2 separate regions of the Homo sapiens genome follow, and region 1 is linked to region 2. A link is a loop called in an ENCODE intact Hi-C map of the cell type or tissue named here. Cell type or tissue: mammary epithelial cell. All regions are shown on one strand. Each heading gives the region's core, and the rest is flanking DNA. Links, peaks and the distances in the headings are about the cores only. Region 1 overlaps DPF3 (double PHD fingers 3). Region 2 overlaps RGS6 (regulator of G protein signaling 6).

Evidence for each region. A loop is a pair of places that touch in the nucleus more often than their neighbours do. Peaks named below come from ENCODE experiments on the same cell type or tissue, not always from the same donor. Only the 100,000 strongest peaks of a DNase experiment are listed, where the experiment ranks them.
Region 1: a loop joins it to region 2, with 13 times the contacts of the local background. A loop is called at or near these places in 5 of 110 quality-filtered maps.

The regions. Positions count from the first base shown.
Region 1 is chr14:72,635,822-72,641,193 of GRCh38, forward strand. All of the region lies in intron 8 of DPF3 (double PHD fingers 3), which reads right to left. Among named protein-coding and RNA genes, the nearest start is that of MIR7843, 120 kb to the left of the region's middle. In mammary epithelial cell, for the core only: no CTCF peak of the experiment used is centred there; a DNase peak (open chromatin) is centred at 2,370; H3K27ac peaks cover 294 bases.
Region 2 is chr14:72,542,463-72,547,834 of GRCh38, forward strand. The region is part of intron 17 of RGS6 (regulator of G protein signaling 6); the gene reads left to right. Among named protein-coding and RNA genes, the nearest start is that of MIR7843, 28 kb to the left of the region's middle. RefSeq lists an enhancer at 2,359-3,137. In mammary epithelial cell, for the core only: a CTCF peak has its summit at 3,327; a DNase peak (open chromatin) is centred at 3,289; H3K27ac peaks cover 539 bases.

The DNA of each region.
Region 1 (5,372 bases), core at 241-5,240, 93 kb after region 2:
GGACTAGGCTAAGCCACATCACTGATTGAATTAGGGCTCCAGGAAAAAAAATTATCTTCCTAGGTATGCATTGAAAACATAAATAAAACAAATATAAATAACTTTGGAATCAGCATGGTCTATTATTTATTCATTGTGAAATTATAAACATCTAATTATACTTTATTACCTTATTTATCAATGTTGATCTCTTAAAAGCTAATTTCTCAGGCAAAGAGAACTTAAATATCCATGGTTCTCAGGCAAGTAAATGCAAAACTCAAATTGTGCTCCTTATTCTGATGCTTGGTTTACAGAAATTGTATTACATAAAATACATAGAATCAATTCCAACCCAAAATAGCGCCAAAAACAAGTCTCCATGGGCATTCATTAGAAAATAATTTGGCTCAAATTTCAAATAGTTCTCTATATTCTCATACACATATAAAATTCCTGGTATTTACAAATTGCAAATGTATATATGAAGTTTTAGCTAAAGCATTTATGCAAAGTATAGTCATATCTGAATCATCATGCTACAGGGTAATTTGAGAAGAAAAATTATTACTAGTTCTCTTTGGGAAGCCATCTCATTCAATCAGATCCATTCATTTTCATTCTCTCACTCCTCTCTTCTCTCTTTCTCTTCTCTCCCTCTTCTGTCTCTCTCTCTGCCCCATTCCCTCCCCCTCTCTTCATGCTCCTCCACTTTGAGACCCAGCTTGGCAGGTGGAGAGAAGGAGGCTCAGTCATTATATTGAATCTGTAAAGGGGAAAGGGATGGACCAATTCTGAGCAATCAAAAGTTCAACTCCTTTATGTATATACTATGGCAAGTATGATAACTGGGCACTGCTGCTTCACATAATTATTTCTCAAGCCCTGCTTTGTAAACCTTCTGCAAAGGTCTGCAGGTTCACCTCTATCTGCCCCCAGATGTTACTTCTAATGCTGAAGACACCTGCAAATCGATGATCACAATGGCACTCCAGAGGCATCTGAATGGCTCCCTTTTTCTCTCACCATTTTTATTGCACTTCAAAGAGGACAAAGAAGAGAAAGAGAATGGAAAGGACAAATACCAAACAAACAAAAATGCATTAAAAATAAATGATAGCGTGAGCTGTGTGGCTGCCCTTTCTTGGGCAAAACACCTTCCTGTGCATCCAGCTCCACTCCTCTTAGAGGTTTGTTTATCCTCTCCTCCAGTTGTCAAGGTCTGTGGCACCCAGGAAACACATGGGATGCAAGCCCCAGGGGCTATTGCACCAGTCATTCTTATAAATAACCATACAAAGCACATTCATGCAAGAGTATTACGGGCACTTTTAATAGGCTAAACAGCCAAGGGCTCATGGCGCCATTCTCAAATGGTCCTAGAAATTCCCCAAGTTTTCGTGGTCAGGTGTGGTCCAAGGTGGAGTCTCTAGGAAGTGGATCTACACCTGTCTATAAGCCTGAGGGCATACATCATGGTTGGTCTTCTTAAAGTGAAATAATGGGATAGGGAAGCCTTGACCTGGATTTATACAATTTACTCGACTCAACTTGGGGCCAATGCACAGCACTAGGAATACGTTGAGAGTCATAGTAATGACCCCAAAGCCCCTAATTAGTCACTGCAGCTGAGGATCAAAAATAATTTATTCATTTATTCATTCCTTTGACAGTATTTGTTGAATATATAAATATGGCAGGCACTCTTCCAGGTACTGGGGATATAGCAGTGAGAAAATCCAAACCCCTGCCCTCAATTTACAACTGCCACACTTTGAGATATATTACAGCACCTGAGTCCTTTGGACAAGTCAATTGACTTCTCTAGCATTAGTTTTTCAATATATTAAGTTAAAGCATTGGAATCTGCTATCCATGAAGCTGTAGCTTTGTCTATGCCACCCAAAAATGGTATTTTTAAAGATACTACTGATCCCCAATTGCCCATCTGCTTGGTGGGATAAACAAGCCTTCTAAAGTTTGCCAGCTAAAACTGAAAGTTAAAAAAGAAAAAAACTAAGAAAGAAATTAAAATAGCCAGTAAGTCCTTCTAGAATTCATGTCAACTTTCCCATATTGACCAGCCCAGTCCGATCCAATGTCGACACAACAAAAGATGGCCAAGACAGAAAGCAAAAGAAATCTAGAAATCTAAAGGACTTTTCATCAACCATACCACCCACCGCCATGCAATAAGTTAGGCCTATACAGATGAGCTGTCATAAACTGAAGGTAGACAGAGGCCTTGGGTAAGGTTCCATCGATGAGGAATATTAGATCTGGGATGAGCTAGGTTGAGCTGCTGTGTGACAGCTGCAGATATTGCCAGGCAGGAAGTGACTAAGAGAAGAGGGTCATCGGTATGAGCAACTCTGGATGACTTTCCTTTTAAATGCTTCTCTGGATTTGTAGATTGCAGGCAACCAGCTGCCCAAAGTGATTCTTGCCCCACAACAGTGTGTGAAGGTCAGGCGGCTGAATCATTGCCCAGAGCCCAACATCAATTTTAGATGCCAAGCCTTGACATTTGCTGTGCATTCCAGGCCTCTCTGGACCTCAGGAGCATCCAACCATGGGACCTGGCTAAAGGCTCTGTGTTTTCTTTAGGAAAATGAGCCTGAAAAAGAAACCATTGCTTAGATTGGAAACCCTGTAATCCCTGTACTTCCTACTGTCCTGAGTACATCCAGGAGAATTTCAAAATGTCTGTAATTGATGTATAGCTGGTGGAAAACAGCAGTGATTGGTCAACACTTGATTGCCCATGATCCTCCAACTGCTGATCATCCATGAATTAGAAGATGAATTCATGAGTGGTCTAAGTTCTTGAGTTGCCTGAGGACCTTTGAAGTAGCATTCTAATTTTTTCTTCCAAAAAATATTCCACAGAGTTGTGCTAAGTCAAAAGGAAAAAATGCTTTCCTATCCTTTTCTACGTGAGCCTGGGAAGCAATCATAGAAGTACCTAGAAGTAGAGGACTGACAGTGTACTCATGACACTTAGACACTTTGTTTTACATTTTTTTTTTTTTTTGAGACGGAGTCTTGATCTGTCGTCCATGCTGGAGTGCAGTGGCGTGATCTTGGCTCACTGCGAGCTCTGCCTCCTGGATTGACGCCATTCTCCTGCCTCAGCCTCCTGAGTAGCTGGGACTACAGGCGCCCGCCACCATGCCTGGCTAATTTTTTGTATTTTTTAGTAGAGACGGGGTTTCACCGTGTTAGCCAGGATGGTCTCGATCTCCTAACCTTGCGATCTGCCTGCCTTGGCCTCCCAAAGTGCTGGGATTACAGGCATGAGCCAGTGCGCCATTTTTAAATCATTTTAGTCTAATTTTGAGTGTTCTTGTGGACTTTGCAATCTACCCAATTGTGATCAGATTCTCATAGAAAAATAATTCCACTTAATTTGGCAAAATTCACTGAGCACCTGTTCATTGCCAGGAACTGTACAAGGTGCTGAAGTTTCAAAGAGGAATGAGGCATGACTCCTGCCTTGAGGAGCTCAGTTTGGTAGGTGTGCTAGGCAGTCTCTGGCGTGGCTATCAATGAAGGACACCATACTCTTTTGTCATTCTCCCCCCTTGAGTGTGGGCTGCACTAAATGACTCACCTCAAACTAGTAGAATATGGCAGAAGTGATGAGATGTCACTTATAATATTAGGTTATAAAAAGACTGCAACTTTCATCTTCCGAATCCTCTCTTATGCTTTCTCACTTACTTGCTCTAAGGGAAGCCAGCTGCTATATTGTGAGATGCCCTACAGACAGGTCCATGTGGCAACATATGAAGGAAGGCCTCAGTGCAGCAGCCCAAGGGGAACTGAATCCTGCCAGAACCCACACGTGTGGGCTTGGAATTGAATTATCTCCCAAGTGAGCCTTCAGATGAGACCACAGCCCCAGCTGACAACTTGACTGCAACCCAAGGGAGGCCTTGGGCCAGAGGCACCCAGATAAAACACACATAGATTCCTGACCCACAGAAACTATGAGATAATAAGTGTTTGTTGTTTTAAGCTGTTGAGTTTTGGAGTAATTTCTTACACAGATAACTATTATATATAGAGAGAGAGACTCTTTTAAATGACTATAATACAATGTGATAAGTGCCATAATAGGAGAATGAATGAAGTTCCTACAGATAAGGAAGCAATAAATAATGCTGGAGAGGCTCAGGGAAAGCCACTGAGAGGAGGTAGCTTTCAAGCTGGGCCTTAAAGGATAAATAGGAGTTTTCTAAGTAAAAAAAAAAAAAAAAAAAAAAAAAAAAAAAAAATGGAAACAGCATTACAGGGAAAGGCAACAGCAGGAAATATAAGGTGCATGGTCCACTCAGGCAAAGCAGAGTAGCTCAAGGAGAGCAGGGAAAAGAGGAATTGCAGGAGATGATGCTAGAAAGGTATGAGGAAAGATTATGAAGAGCCTCTTATGTAGGCATGAGGATCTGAATTTAATTCTGTAAACAGTGGGGACTCCTCGGAGGTTTTTAAGCAAGAAACTGATGTGCTTGTACCCATGCTTTAGAGAGATGAGTCTGGTGATAGGTCAGAAGGCAGATGTGTTGGAGATGGCTGGGGAAGGGGGACCAGTCACTAAATCCATCTATTCAATGAGTTTGTATTGAGCACTTGCAATGTGCCAGGTGCTGTGATAGATGCTGAGCAATGGAAAACAGACAAAATCCTACCCTTCTGGAGCTTACACTGTAATGAGGGGCATTAGTCCAGGGCAGATCTAATAATTGTGGGGATGAAAGGAGGAAACATTTGAGAGGTAGAATTGGTCAATAGGACGTGATACCTGCTTGAATATGTGTGTGAGGAAGAGGCAGAAGTAAAAAATGGCATCAAGATTCCTAGGTTGGGCCACAGAGTAGATGATAAAACTGTTAGCAGAGATGCGACTTGCAGAGTATAACAATGGATTCAAACTGGGCACATTCCATTAATTGTGCAGATGAAGATGCCCAGGAATTGGTGTGAAAATGTGGGTCTACATTCAGGAGACAAGACCAGGCTAGAGATATAAATTTAGAAATCATCAGGTTTGGGTGGTAGATGAAGCCTTGGAAGTTGGTGAGACATTCAGGAAGAGACCACAGAGCACAAAATAAAAAGGACCTAGTTAGGGGTAGAGGGAAGAGTAACCATTGGAGTTGAAAGCGTTAAAGAGCACCAAGAAGAGAGTCCACTGAGAAAGCTGGAGACAATGTGGTCAGAAAGGGAGAAGTATCTGGAGAGAGGCACCTCATGACATCCAAGGAAGAGGAAGGGTGGCACCACCATCAAGTGACAGATGAAGTAAGATAAGAAACAAAGAGAACGTGTTGCCCTGGGTGAGCCATTGGTGATGAGAACTAACACAGTCACTAGTAGCAATGGGCCCTCAT
Region 2 (5,372 bases), core at 313-5,312:
TGAATGTTTTATCTGCTATATACTGCAAGCTATAAAACTAAATGAAGGGCCAGTTCAATAGCATTCCTGTGTTGCTGGGAAAGATGTGTAAGAACATGACCCATGTCATGGGGCTAATAATGGAAACAGGGGAGTGAAGCTGGGCAGCTCACGGACCAAAGACGTGAGGCCAATTACCATTTAGGATTAATTGATGGCAAAAAGAAATAATGTTGATCCAGGTGATTGGATAACTCATTCAGCTGGAGGCTTGTCAAGACTGAATCTGAATTCAGAATTTCTCCCCAGAACATGCCAATGTCCTTTCTTTTCTTGGTAGAAGAGAAACACTTGGAAAAAACAAATTGTTCTTTCCAAGTCTTATGTTGTGCCATGACATAGAGGGATTATCTGTTAAGACCACATATGCCCCCTTTTCCATGAGATCCTAAGGAGACATTTAATATGGTTCATGGAAGCTTTTAGGGCCATGTTAGTTTGGGTGACGAAGGGGCCTGGTACTCCCCAGTCAATAGAGGAAGTGCTGTATGAGCTTCTCTTTCCAATGCAAGCTTCATTCCAGGTTACTCAGGACTTGGATATACAAAGCAAATGTCTGGGGACACTGGGCCAAGCATCCTGTCATTTTGCAGACTGAAACCACAAACCCTGCTTATTTGATAAGGCCCAGGTTCTGAACTAAACATGACTGAAGTCCACGACAGGGCGCAACTAGCCTACCATGTACGTTCATCCAAAATGGAAAACAAGACTCCCTCTGGTGGGCCCAGCCTCACAGATGCCCAGCTGACCAGGCAAAACACAGGCTGGGTTTCAGCCCCTATTGATCCTCAGCTGCCCTGGTGCAGTGAATAACCCACGCCACTGTACATGGCCACCCTTGTCCGAGGAGCCTGTTTCAGAAAGAGCTGTAACACACAGCAGCTTCTCCAGGGCCCCCAATACATGGCCTCAGGTCATGTGATTTGGAGCCTGTCTCTGCCTAATCCTGCTCATGGGGAAGCTTCCTTTCACAGTGGCTGTAACATATGAAAACCACAGTAGGAGAAATCTGGCTAGTCACTGTGGGTTGCCTTTGCTTCACCTTCCAGCTGTTCTTCAGATTCTTTGGTGGGAAGTCTCAGGCATTACTGACCAGGGAGAGGAGGTGCCTTCTCTCACTGAAGACTCTTTCCTGTTGCTTGGTGATGTCTAGCCTGCCACTCTCTGCTATCTTCCTGGTTTTGCAGTTGACAGAGGACAATAGGAGCATGAAGGTGGCCAGAGCTGAAATGCTCACCCTCCCACTGCTTCTTGAGACAGAGTCTCACTCTCCGAGCCTGGAGTGCAGTGGCACAATCTTGGCTCACTGCAACCTCTGCCTCCTAGGTTCAAGCGATTCTCCTGCCTCAGCCTCCCGAGTAGCTGGGATTACAGGCACACGCCACCACACCCGGCTAATTTTTGTACTTTTAGTAGAGATGGGGTTTCACCATATTGGCCAGGCTGTTCTCAAACTCCTGACCTCAAGTGATCCACCTGCCTCCCAAAGTGCTGGGATTACAGGCATGAGCCACCACACCCCGCCCTCTGCTCTCTCTTAAGTGTGCTTGTTGCTTCAGCTTCCACAGAGTCTACCACAGTGGGGTGGGGGGCCTCACCAAAGAGGGCCTGGCTCTGACATAGAGGACCAGGAGCATGCGTGGGAGGGAGAGGGGGCAAGAGGAATCGGGGCCAAGCCACAGCAGCAGCTCCCTTGTTGAGATAGATACTGGCTGAAGCCATCTGGTGAGAGCTCCAATCTGGGGAGGAGAAGCTGGAGAAAGTCCTTTGCTCCTCTGTCCAGTTCCACAGAAAAAGCCGCAGAGGGTGATAGCACTGAAGTTAGGAGAAAATGGCAGCCCCGAGTGAGGCTGGTGTCAGCCTCCCTGGGTACCTTTGGAGGCTCAGTTGAAACCTTACCTGCCCTCTTGAGAGCTTCATCAGCTCCAGCCTTGGGCTCCAAAGATAGATAGATAGAAAATGGGGTTGCTGGTGCCAGAGCAAGCACTGGAGGCCACGGAGGAGAAGGGAGAGGAGGACCAGGCGTTCATCCACCTCCTAAGAGAGCATCGAAGTTTAGCTTTGCCAAGGTGCTCCTTGGAATTGCGGCAGGAAGGGCCGGAAGCTGCAGAAGGCTTGGCATGTGATGGGTGGCATCTCTGCGACAGGCTTTCCTGTCCTGCCTGCCTGCCAAGGAATGCAGCAGGCAAGTCAGATGGGGAGCGGGAAGCTCTGGGAGCCAGCTGCCACTCAGCCTCCCTCGCCCCCTCCTTCCATCCCCCTGTTCCTTCCCCTGCCAAAAGCCAAGGAAGAGCTAATGAGAGCCAAGAAGTCAACAGCTCACTCATCCCCCTCCAGGCAGCTCTGCAGAGAGAAACTCCCAGCTCCAGGCCCAGGTGCTGACCGGAAGTGGAGGGCTAAGGCTCTCCGCAGGGGAGGGGGCAGGCAGGCAATCAGGGCAGTCAGCCAACCGGCAGAAGCAGCTCCTGCCCCCAGGAAGGCGGTGTTGTTTTCCCCTCCTCCTCAAGGTTTCATGGGGAACAGCCTTGCACCCTGGTGGAATGAGTTCCCAAATACCTAGACTCAGCAGAATCCCCAGAGGGCTTTGACCTCAGTTGAAATGATCTTTCTGTGCCTCTGGCAAGGGCCAATTGGCTAAAAATCTTTCCAAAGGGTTAGTTTTTATTGCAAACAGTCCTTGGACTCCTTTGGGACCACTGGGTCACAAACATTAGTGCCAGCCTCTCCCATCTCAGAGCACTGAGATCCAGCTGCAGTGAAACCCTGGCCCTGGCTGGAGCTGGAGGGAGACTTCCATCGAAGTGTTTGGGAAGGAAAGCAGGGAAACCTGCCTCTCTGGAGCAGCAAGTGCATGTCCTGGGACTCTGAGACACCTCAGCAGCCCTCCTGCAGACTGGCTCCTGCTTCCAGCCTCAGCTTGCTAGCTATGTGACCTCAAGCAAATCACTAGCCCTCTCTGAGCCCTGGTTTTCTCCTCTGAAATGACTTGGACTAGGTCGTCTCGATGGTCCCTTCCAGCTAGCGGTGTTCTGCAGGTCTGTGCTTCCCTCTGTCCTGAGATTTCTGAGTTATATAACTCATTCCTTAGAATGGGAGAGGAGCTGTCTTCTTGCCCAGTTAGTTACCTGATTCAGAAGTGCCTGCCAGCCTGTGAGGCTGGGAAATAAACTGTGGATAGACTTGAGTTGGGTGTATTTACAAAGCCTGGACATGCACTGGCAGGAGAACTGAGTGCCCCAGGCTCCCCACACCTACACCACAGGCCCTGCTCAGTTGTTCAGGGTTCACTCGTCCACGGTGAGTCGCCGGAGGGTCAGGGAGGACTCACAGAGAACAGGGTGAGTGCCCTACACCCTTCAGCTTGCCAGTTCTGCAGTCCCCACCCTTCCGGTCTGGATGCCCAGCTGTGTGTGTGTGTGTCAGGTGGGGTCAGCTGGGCAGAAAGGTGGACCCCAGGGTCGGTGTTGCCGCATCACTGCATGCACTGTGGGGTCCCAGGGGCCCTATGGGTATAGGAAGGAATGAAATGTGAGCACTTGGGAATCTCAGCACACTCTGCTGCTCACCTGCTACCAGGCTTTCTGGTTCCCCAGGGAACCCTGGGCCAGCTTGTTGCTGTCCTCTTTTAGCGATGGGAAATAAGAGTATGAGAGACAGTGTTATCCTGTTTACAATCAGTGGTGAAGTCCGTGGTTAAGACCAGGTTACAACTCCTCTATGCTTCGCTTCTTATCTTGACTCTGTGTGAAATTAGGAAAAGCATATTTACTGTTATAGTTTTGTAGCTGGAAAATGAAAATATAAAAGTCTATTTTTTATAAACTACAAAATGTAAAACAACAGACTCAGTATGGCTGGTGGGTACAGAGAAGACAAAGTGGCTCCTCACGGGGTTGACAGGAGTCTCGAGACTTTTATCAAAAAAGGCCAGAAGTTGGTTGTCATTTTTGAGACACTGGGCCCTAGACCCTGACGTTTCCGTTGGAAGGAGGAGCCCCCAGCTGTTCCCGCTGATGGTTCAACCTGTCCGCCAAAAGCAGCCAAAATGCTCTCCCCACGGAGTGCCCACTTGGAGAAAAACCCCACTGGTGACTCACCTTCTGGACATGTGGGGCAATCAGGGCCCGGTGGAGGCAGCTGCTCCTGGCTTTCCCTGGTGGGCCCTCCCTCGACCCCCGCCCAGGCCCTCTCCTGCCTTCCCCAGACCCCAATGTGCCAAGCAGTCAAGTGAAAATCAAATCCTCTGAGGCAGAAAGACACAGCTGTGTGTTTACAGCCACTGATTCAGATCCAAATCGCGTACCCTGCCAGTCTCTAGCAAGGCAGGCTGGGGGCAAAGTGTGTGTATGCCAAGCAGGGATCTATTTCGGGAGGTGACCTGCAGGCCTTCGCCATGACAGTGCCTTCCTCCCACCCACTCTCAGGAAAGGTGCTCTCACTTTACAAGCGGCTGATGGGGTTGTGGGGTCTCGGCATGCTTGTCACTTGTGCAGTCAGACCCCAGTGCCATCCTCGTGCAGCCACATGGGAACTGTGTGGGCTCCCACCTGCCTAGTAAGAAGGCAGAGAGTGAAGGGGAGTGCAGGGCCCCCCGCAGGATAAACAGCGGGAAGGCCGACCACTCAGAAGACAGGATGCCCGCCTCTGCCTAGGACAGAGCCTGCCTCAGTCCTGTCCGGGGAGCAGCAGCACCGCAGCAGAGGGGGCCAGAGAAAGAGCATCCAATGGCAGGAGTCTGGCAAGGCGACAGCACTGCCAATGTCACGGTCAAGGAGAGGAGACCCAACTCTGCCTGTGGTCCAGACTGGAAAGTTCAAAGAGAAGTCAGAGAGCTTCAAGTCTGAGGACTTCAAAGGCTAAGAAGTAAGACCCCCCCCCGACCCATGGAAGTCCCCCCAAAATGAGCTCCTGGTGGAAACAACAGGGGATGCTTCCCCCTTTTAAAATAGTGATGAGTGTCCCTGGTTTGAGTTGAGTTAGGAAAGCATGACATTTTGGAAGGAGGCCAGGATACCTGTCCATAGGTAGGAATAGCCTGTAAGATGTTGCCCTCCTGCAGTGTGGCTAAATGGGACACTGCCGGGGGTGGGACTCAGAGCAGTGGGATTTTTAGTTTTGTCATGTTTGCCCAAAGGTGGATGAGAGAAAGACCCTTGGGTGTTTGCTTAGTGGCTTCCCAATGGGTGGGAAGGTGAGACGGGGTTGGAAGCATGGAGCCACCCCAGCAGTGGCAGGGCCACAGGGCAGCGGTTCTTCCATGCCCCCTAATCATGGCCACATTGTATCAGCCTGAGCATGAGCAACAGCACCATGGCCACATACGGGAATGG